Regions from separate parts of the Homo sapiens genome. Here region 2 is linked to region 1. The links are chromatin loops, found by intact Hi-C in ENCODE. Cell type or tissue: PC-9. All regions are shown on one strand. Each heading gives the region's core, and the rest is flanking DNA. Links, peaks and the distances in the headings are about the cores only.

Region 1 (2,931 bases), core at 320-2,819:
TCCACCATGGGGTTAAAAGTAGTATTCGGAATTTTAGAAATTAAGAATAATGAAAAGAGTCCAGCTGCTGCTCTTTGTCTTCATGATATCTTCTTTTATTTTATTTTTTTTATTTTTTAATTATAGTTTAAGTTCTAGTGTACATGTGCATAACGTGCAGGTTTGTTACATATGTATACATGTGCCATGTTGGTGTGCTGCACCCATTGACTAGTCATTTACATTAGGTATATTTCCTAATGCTATCCCTCCCCCATCCCCCCACCCCATGACAGGCCCTGGTGTGTGATGTTCCCCACCCCGCGTTCAAGTGTTCTCATTGTTCAATTCCCACCTATGAGTGAGAACATGTGGTGTTTGGTTTTCTGTCCTTGCAATAGTTTGCTCAGAATGATGGTTTCCAGCTTCATCCATGTTCCTACAAAGGACATGAACTTATCCTTTTTCATGGCTGCATAGTATTGCATGGTGTATATGTGCCACATTTTCTTAATCCAGTCTATCATTGAGGGACATTTGGGTTGGTTCCAAGTCTTTGCTATTGTGAATAATGCTGCAATAAACATATGTGTGCATGTGTCTTTATAGCAGCATGATTTATAATCCTTTGGGTATATACGCAGTAATGGGATGACTGGGTCAAATAGTATTTCTAGTTCTAGATCCTTGAGGAATCGCCATGATATCTTCTTTTAATGTCAACTTTTATTTTAGAAACATAGAATACATGTCCAGGTTTGTTACATAGGAATATTGCCTGATGCTGAGGTTTGGAGTATGGATCCCATCATTCAGGCAGTGAGCATAGTACCCACTAGGTAGTTTTTCATTCCAGGCTCTCCCCCGAACCTTTTCCCCTCTGGTAGTCCACAGTGTCTATTGTTCCCATATTTATGTCCGCATGTGCTCATTGTTTAGTTTTCACTTTTAAGTGAGAATATACATTATTTGGTTTTCTGTTCCTCCCTGCATTAATTCACTTAGGATCATGGCTTCCAGCTGCATCCATGTTGCTGCAAAGGATATGATTTCATTATTTTTTAGGGCTGCATAGTATTCCGTGGTATATACGTACCACCAATCTACCATTGATGGGAACCTGGGTTGATTCCATGTCTTTGCTATTGTGGATAGTGTAGCTATAAACATACTCATGCCTGTGTCCTTTTAGTAAAATAATTTATTTTCCTTTGGGTATATACTCAGAAATAAAATTGCTGGGTCAAATGGTAGCTTTGTTTTAATTTATTTGGGAAATCTCCAGACTACTTTCCACAGTGATTGGACTAATTTACATTCCTACCAGCAGTGAATAAACATTCCCTTCTCTCCACAGCCTCACCAACCTCTGTTGTTTTTTGACTTTTTGATAATAGTCATTCTATCTGCTGTGAGATGGTATCTCATTGTGGTTTCGATTTGCATTTCTCTGATGATTCATAATGCTGAACATTTTTTCCTGTGTGTTGGCTGCTTTTATATCTTGTTTTGAGAAGTGTCTGTTCATGTTCTTTGTCCATTTTTTAATGGGGCTTTTTTTTTGCTTGTTTATTTATTTAATTTCCCTATGGACTCTAGATACTAGGCCTTTGTTGGATGCATAGTTTGTAAATATCTTCTCCCATTCTGTAGTTTGTCTGTCTGCTCTGTTGATAGTTTATTTTGCTGTGTAGAAGCTCTTTAGTTTAATTAGGTCCCACTTGTCTATTTTTGTTTTTGTTGCAATTGCTTTTGGGGACTTAGCCAAAAATTCTTTGCCAAGGCTGATGTCTAGAAGACTATTTCCTAGGTTGCCTTATGTATTTTTGTAGTTTGAGGTCTTACATTTAAAATCTTGGATCCAGGTTGAGTAAATTTTCATAAATGGTAAAAGATAGGGGTCCGTCTTCAATATTCTGCATGATATTCTTAAGATGCAGGGCTGTCTAGTAGGCCCTTTCTGGAATAGCTCAGCTTCTGTTGATAGAATCCTAAGACAGGAAGAGAGTTCTAAGACTGCCTTTGTGACTCATCTGCTGAGGTGAAGTCAGAGAAGGAAAAGAAAAAAAGAGAAGAGAAAAATCCTTCTTGAGATAGGAAATGTAAAATAAAGAATTACAGTCACTTCAAATTGTTTTTAGTTAGAAAGTCACAGTTTAAAATGAGAGTTTTATTTTCTCCTCCTAACTACAGAACTACCCTTGTAATTATTTAGATTTGGATAATTTCTATATTCCACTTAATTTCTTTTGTGTGTATATCCTAAGTAGATAACAGATAAAGGGACTGGTAAATTAGATGGGCAGAGAGATAGATATAAAGAAACATAGATAAGTACATAGATAAATTACACATATGCCCACACATTTGTACAGAGAGAGATTAGAAAAATGGAAAGCTTAAAAAGATACATAAGAAGACTCTATAAAAAGACTTTAAAATCTCAAAAGGGAATGAAGTAAAAAACTTAGGACTGAGGCTTTCAAAGGGATAGAGCAAATTTCATCCTTAATATTAAATGCCATCTGTCTCTTCCCTCTCACTCCCTCTCTGGGGCAGTCTTCCACGTATTAAAAAGGCAGACTCAGACAGCATATTTGCATTTTATTTCGTTATGGTCTAGTGGTTTAAATTTACTCTGATACCCTGCATTTGACTTTCATAACATAGAATAAACCTATTTCCTGAATTATTTACCCAAAGTTTTTTAACAAATACCATATAATTTGTGGACATTCAAGGGGTTTAATTCACAAATATAATAAAATTTAAGTAAATGAAAGAACTACTCTCATCACATACAATACCATCTAGTTGAAGTCTTGGAAAGTAATGACATCCGATGATAGATGTCAAGATGTAAATATTTTGGATATATCAGTGCAGTAATAGCATTAGCTTTCTAAGGTTGCATATCAAAAGAAAGGCATCAACTGCCAAAGGGCATTTAAA
Region 2 (2,931 bases), core at 116-2,615, 110 kb after region 1:
GGTATATACCCAGAGGATTATAAATCATGCTACTACAAAGAGACATGCACACGTGTGTTTACTGTGGCACTATTCACAACAGCAAAGACTTGGAACCAACCCAAATGTCCATCAATGATAGACTGGATTAAGAAAATGTGGCACATATACACCATGGAATACTATGCAGCCATAAAAAAGGATGAGTTCATGTCCTTTGCAGGGACATGGATGAAGCTGGAAACCATCATTCTCAGCAAACTATCACAAGGACAGAAAACCAAACACCACATGTTCTCACTCATAGGTGGGAACTGAACAATGAGATCACTTGGACACAGGGTGGTGAACATCACACACCAGGGCCTGTTGGGGGTGAGGGACTGGGTGAGGGATAGCATTAGGAGAAATACCTAATGTAAATGATGAGTTGATGGGTGCAGCAAACCAACATGGCACATGTATACGTATGTATCAAACCTGCACGTTTTGCAAAGTATAATAAAAAAAATTAAAAATAATTAAAAAATATGTGATTGCCATGGAAGTTCTTTTTTTTTTAATTTTCCTAATCTCTCTAATTTGACTGATCAAAGAACAGCTTTAGAAGTTAAATTTTCAGCCATATCACGAAGTTAGGTGGCCTTGAAAACCTCTTGTTGGTCATCACTAGTCTAGATGGGAACATAATTACATTCCTGCTGTGAGATTGAGAAACTGGTTTGCGACAAACACTATGGGTTGACTGAATGCAATATTCTTAACCCAGTTTAATGCTTGTTTATCAAATTCTCCTGCAGCTAGTAATGACCATGTGATCTATTCACCAATCAGACATCAAGCAGAATATGGCTGGAGAGGTGTGGAAAAATAGTGATTTTTCTAAGGATAAAGAATGTATGGCATATACAAGGAAGAGAAACTTTAATCTTCCTTTGAAGTTTGAAACAAACTAATCTCTCAAACTAATTATTATTTAGCTAAAATTGATACCATAATCTTTTCTGTAAGAAAACAAATAAGCCTTAGGGATGAGGAATGACGAGTACAATTTAAGTAGAGGCAGAGTCAGTGAGCCAACATCATAGCAAATCACATAAACACCTTGTACTGATACTGTTATTGTTACTATTCAATTCAGTCAGGAATCTAGAGCTACTGTAAGGATCAAAACCATTAAGGAATTTGAAAGTTCTTTGAGAACCATAAACCTCCAAATAGAAGGCATCATGTTGCTGTTACATTTTGTTCTAATGACCCTTAACCTTTCACACTTCAGCACTTAAATCTGCTTTCACTTCCGAGATTTTTCTGAGTCCACATTGACAACTGTGGATTTTCCACTTGCTCTGACAGTAAAGGGCATATCAGTAGCTCTGTCTACCCACCTGTATCTGGACCATATCTTGGCAAAACTGTTAAGTGGGCAGGGTTTGCTATGGAGAACGCCCACTCATCTGAGGTCCTGTGTTTTATTTCCTGGTAAGTCATTCGCTGGAAATTTTAAAAAGATCATCTAGTAAGAGCTTAAGCTGTGAACTTTTCAGAAGCAGCATTTAGGACACAACAAATGATGGTTGACTGATCAGCAGTCAGGCAATAACTCTGAAGACTCAACACCTAAGCAACCACCCATGATGTATCTATTCCCACAGCCAGTTCTGCCTGTTGGACAACATTGTGAGGCTTGCTTTTGATCCCAGTCATTGAAAATTCCTATTCAACAGAAGATTTCCCACTGTTTACATTTCCCTTAAGGAGGAAGCAGTCTGTGGACTCCTGACATTTAAATTTACCATTAAAATGAGGTTTTTCTTTTTCCCATCCTTGCTGCCAATTATTTCATAGTGGCAGATTTGGAACATTTGCCAGCCCCACAAGGCGTGTAAATGGGTTCTCCATGGAGACGAAATTCTTCATTGTTGCCATTCCAAAAATGTATGCTTTGAAAAGAATGTGCTGTGTTCTGTAAATATCTCTCCTACTGATACAAGTTTATATCTTTGCTACTGGAGTTTGAACACCTTTCTTTTTTTGTCAATGCAAACCCACATAAAGTGACCTCCCACGGTATAAGTGTCTACATATGACACGCCTGGTTACAGACACAGCTGAATTGACTTTTTTTTTTTTTTGGCCTTTAATGATACATCAACAGCTGATCTCCTAAAGGGATGGGCAAACCCAGCCATATTTTAAGCCAGATAACTTTTCAAAAAATTTGTCAAGCATTTTAGCAAGTATTTACATTTCTATTTTTTAAACTCTTGTGTATTTGAAGAAAAAATTTAATCCACAAGTTTCTAAATAACTTGTCTGTAACGCAACAAAATATTTTATAAGAACAACCATCATCCAAAATAGCACATTTTGTTCTTTGCATTAGTGGGTTTATAAAAGAAATTTATATATTATCTTACAAAAATTGATTAGAGACTCAAATTATCTTTAGTTCAGTAGAGTTCTAAATTGAAAATAACACATTGAAATGAATGAAATAAGCCTTTTATTCTGAGGGGAGGGAAGTGATACCATGATACATCTATATTGAATCTAAACTTTCTTTTTTTCACTTATTGGTTTAATGAAAGTGACATTTCTGCTATGTTATTTACTTTCTGCAGTGCTATGGTAGTTACATAATTTCAGAGAAAACTATTCACATTATCATCTACAGAAATTGCACTGGAGTTGTATACTGCATAACCTAAGACATCCTGAAGTCTATACCCAGGACAACCAAACAACTCCAATTCTAATTCAGTGTAAAATAGTAATGAATTTTATTTCAGACTAAATTTGCTTTTCTAATAAATAGTACTATAATTAAATACACTAACAAATAAATGAATAACAAATTATGACAGATATTACAAAAGATTTGGGGCTATTTCAAATTAATGTTTTTTTAAAAATTCAGTACCAAAGACAGTGTAGATTTTTTTACTCTTA

The links. Hi-C counts contacts between places; a loop is a spot of excess contacts. Peaks named below come from ENCODE experiments on the same cell type or tissue, not always from the same donor. Only the 100,000 strongest peaks of a DNase experiment are listed, where the experiment ranks them.
Region 2: a loop joins it to region 1, with 4 times the contacts of the local background. A loop is called at or near these places in 1 of 110 quality-filtered maps.

Annotation. Positions count from the first base shown.
Region 1 is chr7:81,283,796-81,286,726 of GRCh38, reverse strand. No RefSeq gene overlaps it. Among named protein-coding and RNA genes, the nearest start is that of SEMA3C, 370 kb to the right of the region's middle. In PC-9, for the core only: no CTCF peak of the experiment used is centred there; a DNase peak (open chromatin) is centred at 1,396; H3K27ac peaks cover 1,134 bases.
Region 2 is chr7:81,174,426-81,177,356 of GRCh38, reverse strand. No RefSeq gene overlaps it. Among named protein-coding and RNA genes, the nearest start is that of SEMA3C, 260 kb to the right of the region's middle. In PC-9, for the core only: no CTCF peak of the experiment used is centred there; a DNase peak (open chromatin) is centred at 1,646.